Regions from separate parts of the Homo sapiens genome. Here all the other regions are linked to region 1. Evidence: chromatin loops called from intact Hi-C (ENCODE). Cell type or tissue: heart right ventricle. All regions are shown on one strand.

What was found. Hi-C counts contacts between places; a loop is a spot of excess contacts. Peaks named below come from ENCODE experiments on the same cell type or tissue, not always from the same donor. Only the 100,000 strongest peaks of a DNase experiment are listed, where the experiment ranks them.
Region 2: a loop joins it to region 1, with 2.8 times the contacts of the local background. A loop is called at or near these places in 3 of 110 quality-filtered maps.
Region 3: a loop joins it to region 1, with 2.3 times the contacts of the local background. A loop is called at or near these places in 8 of 110 quality-filtered maps.

Annotation. Positions count from the first base shown.
Region 1 is chr3:114,622,830-114,627,829 of GRCh38, reverse strand. All of the region lies in intron 6 of ZBTB20 (zinc finger and BTB domain containing 20), which reads left to right. Among named protein-coding and RNA genes, the nearest start is that of MIR4796, 120 kb to the left of the region's middle. In heart right ventricle, no CTCF peak of the experiment used is centred here; DNase peaks (open chromatin) are centred at 2,819, 3,639 and 3,899; H3K4me3 peaks cover 2,719 bases; H3K27ac peaks cover 5,000 bases.
Region 2 is chr3:114,416,124-114,421,123 of GRCh38, reverse strand. The region is part of intron 7 of ZBTB20 (zinc finger and BTB domain containing 20); the gene reads left to right. Among named protein-coding and RNA genes, the nearest start is that of ZBTB20-AS5, 35 kb to the left of the region's middle. In heart right ventricle, CTCF peaks have their summits at 2,008 and 2,231 (motif pointing right); no DNase peak of the experiment used is centred here; H3K4me3 peaks cover 1,182 bases; H3K27ac peaks cover 3,953 bases.
Region 3 is chr3:114,451,000-114,455,999 of GRCh38, reverse strand. All of the region lies in intron 7 of ZBTB20 (zinc finger and BTB domain containing 20), which reads left to right. ZBTB20-AS5 (ZBTB20 antisense RNA 5) reads right to left here and starts at 2,407. Exons shown (of 3, transcript NR_121661.1): 1 at 2,360-2,407. In heart right ventricle, no CTCF peak of the experiment used is centred here; DNase peaks (open chromatin) are centred at 1,139, 1,559, 1,949, 4,169 and 1 weaker place; H3K4me3 peaks cover 4,360 bases; H3K27ac peaks cover 5,000 bases.

The DNA.
Region 1 (5,000 bases):
ATGAATTTAGAGCTGGAAATCAATCTGGGAAAAGAAAAGAGGAAACGGATGATTTGTCATTGTGACTTGTTGGTCAAGGTTGTATAAGATATTTTGTGTCAGTTACTCCCCTGTGCATTCCTACAAAATACAATGGAATTATTTTGTTATAATTCCCCAGGGTTTATATTTATATGTACAGGTTTTATTTGCTTGGTGAATTCTCCATGTACAAGTCATCTCCAGGTGTAGATTGGTTTGTGGATGGCATTGCTATTGAACCTTGTCATTTACATGGGTCTGACTTTCCTTCTCTAACAGTAAAGTATGCTCCAGGGGAATCTTCTTCATGGGATACTCCTAACTGAGGGTCAGAAGTAGGCTTAAGATGTAAGAATTATCGTCTATTAACCCTTGTATTCTGATAATCTCATGGAAAACTTGGGCCATATGTGGGACTTTTAATCAGGCTAATGAATTAGGTAAAATAATTTTCTTTATTTGGAAGCGCAGAGTAATTTGAAGTAAACCAGTAGCAAATAAGATACAATAAACATGTCCCAATAGGATCCCCTGTGAAATGGCATTCTAGCAGTATAGATCTCCTAGTTTAGTCAAATATTTTTCAGAACAGAGCAACCAGAAATGAGAGAATCAGATAATATGATGAAAACTACAGATGGAATGCTTTGCATGAAAAGTGATTATATACAAGAGAGGGCTTAGGAGTGGGTAGGAGTAGAGTTGGAAAAGAGTGGGTAACTGAAATAAGAGAAGATAATGCTTGACCAGGTCTAGTAAAATATTCCCTGCCACAACCACTATTCCATGAAGAGATTGAGCCAAGAGGCCTGAATAAACTAACCTTAAGTTCAGAGTTGCCATTATTGTGGGAGGCATCAGGGAGAGCACATCCGGAATTGTGTTACACAGTAATCACTGCTGGGTGTCAGCATTCATCAGCCAGATGGTCAGACCCACAATTAATCAATTAGGCTGCGATGATCAACTGGACTACGTTTTCCCCTTTGGTAAAAAGCCCTCATCATGCGGTTAAGGCCAATAACACTTTTATCCTGTTGCTTTTGGAGAAGCTTCTAAAAATTCCTCTTTTCTTTTTTGGGCCTCTAGTTACTGGACAACTGTTAGGCTCCAAGTTGCTTTGACAACATAGATACCCAAATTCAAGGATTTCACATAATAGATTTTCAACATCCTGTGTCTTCAAGTATAATGTTTAACATACCCAGACAGAAATAATCTTTTTAAAGCAGCAGTGTAAGCAGTGTTACTCAACTGATTTTACTAGAGTCTTCATATTGATTCCTCTCAATCCAGTGGAACAACACTGGAGGGGGATTCTTTCACTGGATACTTATAAAGATGATATGATATGATAATCAAATAATATGAATAATAAGCAATTTACTGAATGTTCACCATGTGACAGGTACTGCTGAGATAAGGGTTAATGAACATTGATTCAGTGCTTACAATGATTCCATGAGGATGATAATATTATTTCCATTTCAAAGAGAGAGAAACTGAGGCTAGAAAGCTCATTTGCCCAAGATTAAACAGTTAGTAAATATGTGTTCAGATGACTTAATACCCTCTGAAATGAAAGCTGAAAGTTTATTTTACATTTCCTTACCCATATACATCTGTGCATCTCTGAGGGACAACATTTAGGAATATGTGGTGGGTCCTCATTACTCCTCTTAAAAGGACTTTAAAGAAATATTTTACTCGTGTTCCCGAAGTCTGTTGCTCTCCTTCTGTTTTCCATGCTGTTTTATTCTACATCATGTGACTTGAGATTGCTTTCTTCCTTCTTTATGGCCATTACTACCATTTCCTGATAGTTATCAGTCTCCACCTGGCATCTTCATCTAGATATGGTTTCTCTAAGTCTGTTCAGATACCAAGACTTTTTTTTATCAGTTGACTTATAGAGCAATTTGCCTCCTCTGAAACAAAATGTCTATCACTAATTTTTTTTATGTTGAACCTTGTTTTTCTATCTATTTTATTTTCCCTCTCCCCTTGCTATATTACAGTACTACTGCAGAGGGAGAAGTGTTTGAAGTCCTGTTAGTGGGAGCATCACTTCTTGATGGAGGTCTAATGGAGGTCTATGTTGGCCCCATTGAGTAGAAATATGGTCACAGTGTCATAGTTCCCCTATGTTTTATCATTAACTGGTAACTCTCTTTTCTCTAAGCTCTTCTCTACCCCCACCCAAGCTCAACTTAAAGAGTACTCCTCTTTAACCATTTCATACAGGCTATATACAGACACTATTAACCCAAATGTACACCTTTGAGATATCAGACTCATATTATTTTATGAAATATGAGGCTTTTCTTGCTATTTAACTGCAGTGCCTTGCATTTTATTTGTTTTGCTACTTACTGAATTGGGAAAACAGTACCAAAATACTAGGATAGTATATAGGAAGTCACCATTTCTTAATTCAAGTTTGGGAGCATGTGGAAGAAAAGACATTTCAGAAACCTTAATGAGCATCTTTTATCCTCCAGGGCTCTACCAGTGCCCTCTTTTTCTGACTGTGGTACTCTGTTTTGTCCTTGCTATGTTTGGTAGGCAGCTTTTTTTTTTCTCTTGATGCTTCTTTTTTTACAGTCCTACAATCTTCACCCCAGAGCTGATGAGGCGCTTTCATTTTGACCTGCAGTATTTCTGTGTATTGCAGAACAGAGCCCTGCCATCTAGACTGCCTTTCTGCTTCATTTTGCTCCTGACCTAAACCCCCCTGCTATTCCAGGCCTGGCCTCTCATGACCAGAGACTGCTGACTCATCCTGGCCTGTGCCAAGCTGTGCAGTCGCTTAGTGATGTGGACAGGAGTCGAAGGACTAGAATGAGATCACTGAACTCATTTCACTTGTTGCTTACGGTACAGTCCAGCATGAGCTGGAAATGTAGGAACCTCAGCCTCCCGAGCAGAAAGAGTAAGTAGATAAAACACACCGCATCACCAAGTCCTCAACAAGCAGTAGTCGGGTGGTGGGTGGGGGCTCGCTCTATCATGGCCGTGGCTAGGGCATTCTGGTTCATCAGGAGTTTTCCTTTGTCCTCTCTTCTTCCTCTTCTCCACAGTCGTACCCTTCCCCCCTTCCCTGAACTTCCCTTCTGAAAATGTCTGGATGGTACAGCAGTGATCTGGGCAGAAATGAAATTTGGCTAATAAGCAGCCTCTGCACAAAATTCTGGAACAGTGACACTGTTGAAATTGCTTAGTTTAGTTTGTCTACTGGGAACTCACATGAACTTCCCAACAGAATTCAAGGGGATGAAATCTTTTTTGTTCTGTTTTGTTCTCCTTTCCTTTTTGATTCTCTTTTTCTTTCTGTTTTGAGGGAGGTAGTTTCAGGAGACATGGCTGCATTCTGGTGTGGTGTAAAGTTTTCCGTCGGGAGACAATAATGTACATTCCTCTGGCAGGACGGGATGGGTTTTTTTTTTTTTTGTTTCTCTTACTGTTGTTTATTTATAAGACATTTCCTCCCAGTTAGTGGAAGTTAGATCGTAAGAGGCTCCAGTGATTTTCCTTCCACCTCCCCTCCCTAATTTCTGTGCTTCAGCACTCTGGAACACTGTGAACTCGACAAACTAATCAGAGCAGGGAGCTTAACAGCCAGGCCTGGACACCCTCAAGAGACTGTGTGCTGATTCTCAGTCGTCACTCCTTGGATCAGGAACCATAGTCCTGGTGAGTGGTGAGGTTCCAGAATTTGATGTGTCAAGGATTTTATTCTTGGTGTCTCTAAGGCAAGCAGGAAATAAAGGGTGTTTTTAAAACAAACAAACAAAAAATACAATTAAAGAAATACTACCAAACAGTCAAATGGAATGATGAAGATTTTTAGCGGGCACAACTTAGAGCACTCTACGGACAATGGCAGAGCCTTGAGGCTATGCTCAGGAGCAGCCTGTAGGCATAGGTTTCATACTGCCACCGATGGATGTCAGCCTTGACATGCCTAGCAAACATGCTTGTTGGGGGGAGGAAGATAGGTGAGTGGGGGCAGGGAGGTAGTATTCAGGGAGGTAGATGGGGGAAGTGAAAGTGGAATTAATTGTTCATTTGGAGTTTCACTCCACCAGCTTTCCATGCATTTCTGTTCTGAGTATTTACATTATGCTCACAGTACTTACATGCCTAGCTAAGCAGGAGAGAATATCTATAGTGGATGTAGAGCAAACATTCTTGCTAATACTGTTCTAAAGATCACTTTGCTAACAACTGGTTGCTTTTAAACGTTAGGGAACCTCCCCACACCCGACCTTTGGAAAATATGATTTGTCACACCCTCTTCTTTATTCTTCTGCATTCATAGTATCAAGCAGAAGAATGCAATGAGAATCCTTATTTGGTTCCCAGGAAATTTATCATCCTGCCACAGGAAAACTAAATGACTGTCCTCACAGTATTAAACCCAAATATAGTATTGTCCTCAATTTAAGGGACACTGATTGAATGTGCTCTGGGAAGTTGTCGAAGGAATGGAGTGGGGATGGTTGCATCCTGTCTGATGTGAGACTGGCAGAGGAGTCCACGGACCAGCTTTCATAGCCAAAATGTGCCTTCCACATCCTTCTTAATAACTCATACTCTCCCTAAAAGTAGAATTCCTGTTGGAATGTGTTTTTATCCTTTACCATCAGGTCCCTGCCTAGTTTCTTTTCTAGAGGTATTCCATCTTACTGGGTTTTCTCATCTTCTTTCTATTTCAAGAATCTGGCATGTTCATTAAGCATGGAAAAAACAAAAGACGAAACAAAAACCAAAAAAACATGGTGGCCATAAAAGCATTCGATTGTGTGGCAGCATCTGAAGTGAATTGCTTTTTGGAAAGAGGGGGAGTCTTTGATGTCGCCAATATGGTTCTCATAGGCTGAAACTTCCAGGAATCACAACCCAGCCTAAGGGGCACTTACTTGATGTTCTTAAATTTTAGGAAAGAGATGTTATTTTATTGTTTTGGTTGTCCTTGC
Region 2 (5,000 bases), 210 kb after region 1:
AGATAGGAAAAGCCCTAAGAATTGATTAAAGCCAAAACCCACAAGTTCCCTGGTAATCAAGATATTTTAGAAATATAAGCTTCTTATTAACAATCAAATGAGAAAAGCTTTGACTCCAAGTCTTTAGCAAATGATGGTATGGTTTAATGCCAAATAATTTGTGCTAGGCTACTTTCTTTCATAAAACTGGTTCTCTAGATTTGTCTGTATCTGGCTTCAGCAGGACAGAAAAGGAGACCCACTGACTTCTCAAGTGCAAGAGAGATAGTTCTAATTTTCCAGAATCTGTTATTCAGTTATAGAGTCTAATAGTGACTTCCACCTCATAAAGGCCAGAACTGAGAGGAAGAAGAGGGTCTTATTTGTAATCTTCTATAACATGAGATGGAATAGAAGGCATTTTACTTCCTTTTAGAGTTGTCTTTACTTATTCCCTTTCCCTAGTTGTGCCCCAGAGCAATCCCTGTGCCCTAGAGACCCTAAGGCTGAAATGCACAGGGACTTGTCTTGACATGGGAAAGACTGGATAGTATTCTTCAGAGTGCTATGATTTTTCAAAAACCAGAGAAGAGTCAGACAAAAGTCAAGGAGACATCATTCTCCTGTATCAACCTTTCCTTCCTGTATGTGCACAGGCGGGCAAGACACCTTTTTATTCGTTCAGCTCCAATGGGTGCCCTACAGGGAAGCACTGGAACATAATTCCAACCCAGACTGCCAGTCGCAATGGGGATAAGAAGCATCTTTAAAATGCAACACTGATTTCTTTGTGTTTCTTTAACACCAAGGATAACTCCAAGGATGTTTCTTTCTGCTGACAGCTCTGTCCGTGGTGCTAAGTAGGAAATTGGCTGTATTTCCTCCTTTTGGCCCATACTGCTTACCCCCAGCTCTCCTGGGCTTCCCCATATCTATCTATAGAGATGCTAATTGCTATACAGTAAATCTAGTTGAGATGAAAACAATGCTTCCAGGATATTTATCAAGTTAGATTTTCTTCTAGATCACTCAGGTAATGAGAGTTTTCATGTTGCTTTGTAGCTCTATCTAGATAAGTCTGTTGCTCTTTTTAAGTTTACAAGGAGAAGTCCATTGGGACCTACCTTTCATTACTAAACCAATACTTTTTTACCAAATTATGTACTGTAAAAACTGTCACTAACTCAGAGAGCGATCTGGGCCATGCCCACCCAGTTCCCCTCCCCTCAAGTGTACATCTACTCACATATCACCAGCTTCGAACAATTTATGATATTTAAAGATTTAGCCAATTTATTTCCCACATTCATAATAAGGGCCATTGCCCTGGTGCACTCAGCATGCACACGGTATGTTTCTCTTCTTTCGGATTTCATTTATTCTCTTTGGTATGTCAGTTGTTTTGGCAACGTAGATTGTATAATTGTTTCCTCTTGGTGTTTTAGGAGAATTATTTTATATGCTAAGTGTGAGACTAAAACTTAGTGATTAAAGTCTAAATCCTGTAAAATAATTAAAATTATACAAAGAGGATGGCCTTCAGATTTGTCCTGTGTCTTAATGACAAAATGCCAAAGAACTGTACAGGTCCCTATCTTTCTTCATTGGGAGTACAGCATCTGGGTGCTACACTTGAAAAGCAGCCTCAATGTGACAGCATTAAATATATACCCACAGTACCAAATGTGTGTTTAGAGTTATTTTCCTGCCCTATTACTATGTGTTTAGTCAGTCCTTTCTCAAATCAGCTTCCCTGTTCTGAAACCCATTTTGCTTGCCCTCTTCTGACTACCAGCCAGCACACCCATAGACTGCTAATACGCTTGCTCAGAGTTAAGGAGCAGTCCTGGTTTTCAAGTTTCTTGTAGCCATTATTTGTGTTCCAAATTATGTTACTGTGTCTGTATTAATTTTATGTTTCTGAAAGTGAACTCCGTGTATTTCAAGGCAGCACGGTTTCTTTTTTGTATTTTCCAGGGAACTGGTGTTTTTAATGTCATGTGAGGACAACATTACACAATGGATCTTTGGCAGGGATACACAGAAATGAATACCGTGTGCGAACAAACATTAAATGGCAGTCTTAATTACAGAGTTTGATTCTGTTGTTTTTAATGCCCTTCAATTTTATAATTTGATGGAAAATGCATCAACACAGCTATTTTCTTTCTACCCTAAATGATTAAAGATTGATATACCCCCAAACCAGTAGCTTGTTAGATCTGGTTAATCAGGTAGGTCTTACATTTCATCCACTAGAGGGCAGTAGGGATACACATCCACAGCAACCAATATGTGCAACATATGGTCGATGTGGAAACATAGTAGCCATAGCTTTCCTGTGTATGAAAAATTCCCATTACAGTGTTGCTTCACTTATAATTATATTGAAAGTAAACACTAATTCACAGACGGACTACGCATATTTTATTTCAACATACCCCACTAGTGTTTTGTCTATTCTACTTTAAAATGCCCTGAGTAATGAAACTTCTACTACTTCCCTTGGGAAACTGTATCAAAACCCAACTGTTCTCACTGCTTGATTTTTTTTTTTTTAATATACTCAAGATCTATTAGTCTTTCTTCTAGTTCATTTATAACTCTATTGAAATCTATTCCATTTTTTCTTATGATAAGGCTAGTTTCATTCTGGAAAGCAAATGTTTATTGAGAGCCTATTGTGTGTAAGATATCACTAAGTGAATGTATGGCCACAACTGACAAGGGTTGCAATACAGAATTTGAATAAATTTGCATGACTCAGAAAGCTAAAGAAGAAACTCTCCCAGGTCAAATGTCAGAAGAAAAGTTGGTCTCAGTTCTAAAATGAGTAATAGCCATAAGGCTGTCACAGCTTGGGGAAATGTTTAGTTGTACTTAGATTTCTGTATTGAAATTCAAAGGGCATCAGGAATGCTTGGTAACATCAGATAACACCTAAAGAATTGTGAGGTATGCAGCTAACACATCAGTGGGTTCATGCCAAGCAAATGACCTGGAAGTTTACTAATCAAGGTTGATCCTTCTTCCTTTCACAGCTGATGGCCAGATTAGCCTAGAAGTTTCAGAATCTATACTGAGAATCATTATATGCATTTATGAAGGATAGGAAATGGGTTAGTGAATTTACCCAAGGTGGGCGTACCTTGATTATGTTGCATTGTCTATTTTCTATCATCGACTTTTTGGGTCCAATCTTGGTCACTACACACACTACACAATGGGAAAGCGATCCAAGTTCATGTGCAATACTCTGGTTTGCATCATTAGTTTCTTGGCATATACTTTGATTATTAAGTATCTGAAGGGGAGGGTAGAAGAAATCCAAGCCAAGAAAGTTCCTTTAAGGCTAGAACTCACAATTACACACTTGTTTAAAAGTCCTTTTTTCCTTTACATTAAAGACAGAGCAAGATTTTTTGCTCTATTGAGTATATTCATCTGGAAGGATTTCCATAAGGCTGTCCTGATCACTAAGAGCAATTCCCAGATAGACGTGTATGCAAACAAGAACTGTTCAGACTCCAAGAGCAAAAATTGAACACTGCAGAAATTCCAGAAATGATACTACCTTTTATATTAACGTCCTTTGAGCCTCTGTAGGAAGTAAACTATTCTCCAGAGTTTTTGAAATAAAGCACTTTCTTTTGCCAATTAAGAGCGCAAGAATGTGGTTTCATAGACTGTGGTTTCATTTTCTTAAGGAAAATAGTAGGGACGGTTACAGAATCTTCGTGGAAGTCTACACAATACCATAACCCAGGTTTCTATCACAAACAAAGCTTAGATTTGAAATTTATGTCACCTGTAATAAAGTCCACATGAGTGTTTTCTGTGGAAGTAATTAAGTGCAAATGTGCAACAGCCATTTTTGTGTTTTTGTTTGTTTCAAAATACCAGAGGTGATTAGGCCATATTATGAACTAATTACTTACTTAATTTATTTAAGTTGAAACGAGTTTTTGAGTTATACGAGGGCCAGAAACAAGAACTCGTTAATCCATTCTGCACATCACTGAAAAGAACAAAACAAAGAAGTTAACGCCTTTATTTTATTATGTTACAACACACTAATATTTTGAACACTGATGAGGACCCAAGTGGTCAAAACATCTGTATTTGGTAAGAAAATAAAACAAACTCTTTTTTTCCACCACCATTTGGTTCTTTCAGTGGTGTGCTGAAATTCAGAATGAATCACCAAAGGTATTAAAATGGTGTGTCCTTTTTAGTACATTTTCCTATGGCATTTAAAAGATTCTTCAAACATATTTGAAAATAGTAAATAAATGACCTACAAAACTCAATATTTTCTTAAATTTGGAAGTAAACCACATTCATTCCTGGGCTTGGGACTCTATACACCAAGTTTCAAACCGGAGCATATTTTGGTATTTTGATAGTTGAGTTATAACCCCCTGAAAAGAGGGACTGATTATGTGCAGTAAGGACAGCTGCCCATGGAGCTGCAGCTGAGCTGCTAAAATAAAGCTAGTGTTTACCTGTCGCTGCTGACCAAGAGATGTGAGACTCAGTAGATCTGTTCTGTAGACCCTAAGAGAAGCTCTGTCAGCACTCTGCGATTGAGTTTCACCGTCTGCGTCTATACTTAGCCAGCTTCTAGAAGGGGAGAAAGTGGGGGATACAATACACTCATGGAAGCAAAACCAAAACAAAACAAAACCCTGTATGTTGCAAGCAAATTGAAAATGTCAGAGAATATTTATGATCCAAGGTTACTTGTTCTAATGTTTGATTCTTTATCTTCCAGGTTCTAATCCCTCTATTTAGTTAGTTGTTTTTTTTTTTTTTTTTAAGTATTGCTAAGGAATTGAAATTATCATATGTCTGACCACAATGATCAGGTGGTTGATATTATTAAGTGTCTCAATTTTTATTTTCACAAGTTCTTTTATGACTTGATTCTCATTATCTAAAGCAAAATTCTGGCATGTGATTGCCACCTAAATCCCTGGGTGTACCATACGTGGGCAAATTCTATGCTCAACTATAGTATT
Region 3 (5,000 bases), 170 kb after region 1:
GGTGGAAAGAGCACTGGCCTGGTGGGCTCCTGGAGTCCTAGTGTCTAGTGTCGACTCTGGGCCTCAGTTTCCTCTCTACTAAATTGGGAGGGGGAGAGATTGATCTCTGGGGCTTTTTCTAGCTCTGTATTCTCTGGGTCTGCAAATCGCCTTCAGTGTCTGCCTTGCCAGCTCTGTTTGTCACAAAGATTAATCCATTTTAACTGTACCTTGGAGTGCACCCGGGAGAGGAGGATGGATGGATTGTTTTGTACCTAATATTGCATCAGAACTTTTGCCTTTTTAGATGAGATCGTGCCGTGCCTAAAATCTGTCTGCCTATCTGCCCACTGACTTTGTCTGTGCTGATCTCTTGCCACGGTGCCTCTTCTTCCAGCATCCTTCTCCCTCCAAGATCTAGATTCGGCATCTGACTGTACCTGTCTTGTTCTCTGCAGCATCTGTCTGCTACACTCCTAGACCATCGTTAATAAACTTTCACACATTACACGAAAACCCCTAATATGTTGGCACCTGCACATAAATATCTATGGTTCATAAAACTAGAGGAGAAAACTCCATTTTTTAAAGACCTCTATCTAGTGCCATTTGTATTTGCACTTTTTGTTTAGTTGTAAGTTTTAATAGTTCCCCCTTTGAGGATTTGTCAGTACGAGCAGTATTGCTTATCAGAACACACCAACAGTCTTTTTGTAATATTCGCTTTTCCCCTTTGGTTCAGCCGAGCCTGCTGACAGATCATTCAAATTCAATTGTTTTATGTCTAAGCCGAACAGCTAATTAAAGTAGGGATGATTAACCTGACTGGCAGTGCCGCTCTCCCTCTCGCGCTCTCTCTCCTTCTCCTTTTCTCTCTCTCTCCCTCCTGTTCCAATCAGTCTTTTTCTCACACACTCTCTCTCTCCGTCTCTCCTCTCTCTCCCTCTCTCTCTCTCTCTCCCCCCCCTCTCTCTCTTCCCCCTCTCTCTTCCTCTCTCTCAGTCTCTCTCTCCCTCCCTCGGTTGGTGTCTCTCTCTCTCTCTCTCTCTCTCTGTCTCTTGCTCTACTGTTTTTTTTTCCTCTCTCTCTCTCCTAAACGTGGTCTGCTTGCTGATGGCAGAATGGCACTCGGAGATTTGTGCATTGTGTCTGGTTTCCTACGGGCAGGCTGACCCAGTGCCTCCAGGGACTTATCAATAGACCACTCAGAAGAGACACAGACAGGAGAGAGGAGGAGGGGTGGGGGGAGAGAGAGAGAATCAATATCAAGAATAGAAGGAGCTCCGAAGCCATTTTTTTTTTAAAGAAGTATCGGGACTTGGGAGAGGGTGACAAAGAAGGTTTTTCAAAGAGGCAGTGGAGGAGGTTCTAATAAATTTGGAAGGAAACAGTTCCCTGTCTTGGGAAAAGGAGAACTCCTGACTGATTAGCATTCACACCAGGTATGAGATGTTCGCTACCCCTTATCACTGTGTCGCAACCGAGATGGAAAAGCCTTTTTTTTTTTTTAGGAGACCGAGGGAGCATGTATTTTGCTGTGTTTGTTGTTGGGGGGTAAGAGGGGCGGCGTGAGAAGCTGTGGGCATTTGTGTATGAGAGCAGAAAGAATGGAAGCAGTACAACGGGGGGTGGGAAAGAGTATGGAGTATGTTACTGTCTTCCCTGTCTTTGTGCACCCCTGGGGGGTTACCCAAGTTCATTTCTAGCAGGTGGATTTAGACGGGAGTTACTTAACGCTTGACCGCCAGTTTTGAAAAAAAAGAAAGAAAAAAACGCTGCTTCCTATGTCTATTAAAGGAAGCTCCAATTTCTCTCTCTCTCTCTCTCTCTCTCTCTCTCTCTCTCCCTTCTCTTTTCCTCTCTCTTCCTCTCTCTCTTCCTCTCTCTCTGCCCCCCATCCCTCTTCCCCTCTCTCCCTCTCCCTCTCTCTTCTTTTTTTCCTCTTCTAACCAGACAGCGGGAGGGTTTCTGGCTCCCAGCCAGCCCAAAAGCCTCTAAGTGTTTTGCACTTGTTTCAGGGAGTAGCTGCCCGGGGATTTTTCAGCATTTTCACTAGAGAACAAAGAGTTCTTTACAAAGGGAAGGGTGGGGGGGGGGGGAGTGAGCTTAATGTCTGATATATGTTTTTCTATTTTTATTAGTTTTTCGCCTAAAAAGAAAGAGACAGGAACAGAACATTCACTCTATAAAGACACAAAGACATTCAAAAGAAATCCAGTTATCTTTTCTCCCCATCATCCCAATATATACATATATGTACATGAAAAAATTAAAAAGAAAAAGACTAGTTAAGTTGCATATGTTGCTCTTTTCTCCTCTTTTAATCTTTCCAAATCCAACTGTTCTTATGCTCACTTTATGCTATTTTTTTTCTACTCACAATAAAAGTTGTTCAGGATGCATCTTCTCTTATCATGTCTTTACCCTTTCTGGGTCGCCAAAATCTTGTGGAAGAAAGAACAAAAGTCCATCAAATAATCAATTTGGTGACTAGAACATCTTCTACTTTTGCCACTTGGGTAAAAAGTTAATTATGGAATTTGGGTTCCCAAAATACCAATGGGGTACATCAGTTCATTCGATCTCACAAGTTTTTGCATCCATCTGTTTAAAAGGTACCACTTGTGTCACTTGTCAGTTATTAAGAAAAGGTAGTAAGGGAGCAGATATTTGTATTTTATTTTTGTTTCTAATTATGTAAATGACAAAACCCCCAGAGAGATTTCTTGCCCCTTCTATGATACACTAGTTCATGCAAAATATAGTCTAGATGGAGATTTTGTCAACGATTCTGATTGCCACGTAGCTTTGTGTTCTCCATTTCAATTTTTGCCTATGCATGTATATTTTTACCATGAATTTGTGTTGTAGCAAACATTTCAGAATGCTTATCATTTTCAAATTAATGCTCCAACAAAAGCAAAAAGAAATCAGATGTGAGCTGTATGTGTAAAATGTAGTAAACAATTTTATCTTTTATATATGCTGTACATTTATATCTTTATGCTAATATCCTGGATTTGTAAACCCAAGATAATGTTTTCTTTCTTAAAGTTCTCCTCTTAATGCATTTATATGTTGATTGTCACTTAGAAATCTTTTTAAGGTACATTATAGACACGAAACTAAACAAGGGGAACAATTCTCAAGCTCTACAAAAATCCTTAAATATATATTATGTACCATTCCTAACTACAGATAACTGTTTTGCTAAGTAGAAAACAGCTACAACAGTTGTTTCAAGAATCAGAAACTCTTTTCTTTTTTTTTCTATTAACTGAAAATAAAATCTATTCATATCCCTGGGGAGGGAAAATGTAGGGGAAAATATAGATATATACATTTTCCATAATTATAGAATGCATTTATGTAACTGCTTCTTAAGGGTGTAATACATATCAGGGCAGAGTGTGATGCTCATCAAAAAACCCTCCTGGCTGGGAGGTGTGAGTGCCTTATGTTTGAAGTAACTTGATAACAAGGAGTCTTTTCGGGAAACCTTACTATGTATGTGTTGCCTCAGTAATGATCCTCAGATAAAAAACAAGTACTAGGTGGCCAGTGTTAGCACTTGAACTCACTGAAAGATATTAGAAGTAGGGGAACTTTTGGCAAATCCAGAATTTTCCAGGGTAACTCACTTCTTACACTTACATGTTTTCTTTAGGAATATTCTTGAATTGCTTTCAGACTTTTCTGTATTTTTGTAGAATTTTTTAATGCTTTTAATAGTGCTTAAGGAGAAAAATACTTTTAAAAAGAATGTCATCCAAATAAGAGAAACTCAGTCTTTAAAAAGTTTTATATTGAAGACAAGAGTTGTTTTGGTTTTGCTTTTTTCCTTTTTGCTTGTGTTCTATTTTTTCTCCCTGAATTCTTTTGTTGCTGTGGGCTGTTGTCCCTGCATTTTTAATTTTTCATTTGGTACCCCCCCTTTTTTTTCTTTTTTCTTTTTCTTTTTGGTCTGTTTTTGATGTGACCAAGGGGATCTTTGAAAGGGGCAGAGGGACTGGGATAACAGGCTGTTACTGAAAGCTGCACTAGCTCTTCTTGATCCCAACTCAGGCAGCTCCTATCAGCTAGTTGTGCCGCCAAGAGTACAGTGACAGGTGATAGCTGTCATTCTGGGATTCTTCGTGGATCTGACCTGAGAGTGACACATTCACAGTCGAGGAGAAAAGGGAAAAAAAATAGAGGAGGAGGAAAGAAAAGCTCTTTGAGCTGGAATACACTGGCCCTTTCTTCCTGTAGGCAATCCGCTCCAGTTCTTGGCGACGTGTCCTGCACTATCAGATATCATATGACTTTTTATTTAGATTCCTTTTCGGAGAATGGCCTGTTAGGACTCTGTTTGTTTTCTTTTATTTAATTTCCTTCTCCCCTCACCCACTAGTTTTGCGTATCTGTGTGTGTCATAGCGTGTGTGCGCACATGCATATGTGTGTGCAATTTTTATCTTTGTTTTTGTTCTGTTGATCTGATGCTTTATTTAAAGACAAAGCTTTAATTATTTCAGTATACTGGTTTAATTATTTGCCAAAAAGAAACCTCATTCTAGGCTTTTTGGGGGGTCCATTTTTAAACACATCCATTAACACATGAGGCTGGAGATCCTATATGCTTGTTGGTCTGCCCTTGGCCCACTCCCTCACCTTAATTTAACCCTCCCCTTCATCAGCATGCACAGCAGTATAAGTTAGGAAACACCTGTGCTGAGTTGAGAGAGAAATAAAAGTAGAAGCAACTTCTTCAAATTTGCACTCCTAGTTTCACTTTAATAAACTTTTTTTAATCGTTGATTTTTTTTTTTTTTTTGGCATCCTCTGTTAAGCTTGAAAGCATCAGAGATAGTGAACGATGTGTCTGTGGAGCTTTTGTGAGGCCAGCTGAGCACCCTTGGAAAGTAGAGCAGGAGCTGAAATTCATTCAGAGACTTAAGAATTAAGTAAGAGATTTAAATAAGATCTGTGAGATCTGTGAGCTGTTCAGGGTTTGGTGATAGATGGTAAAATGGAATGCTT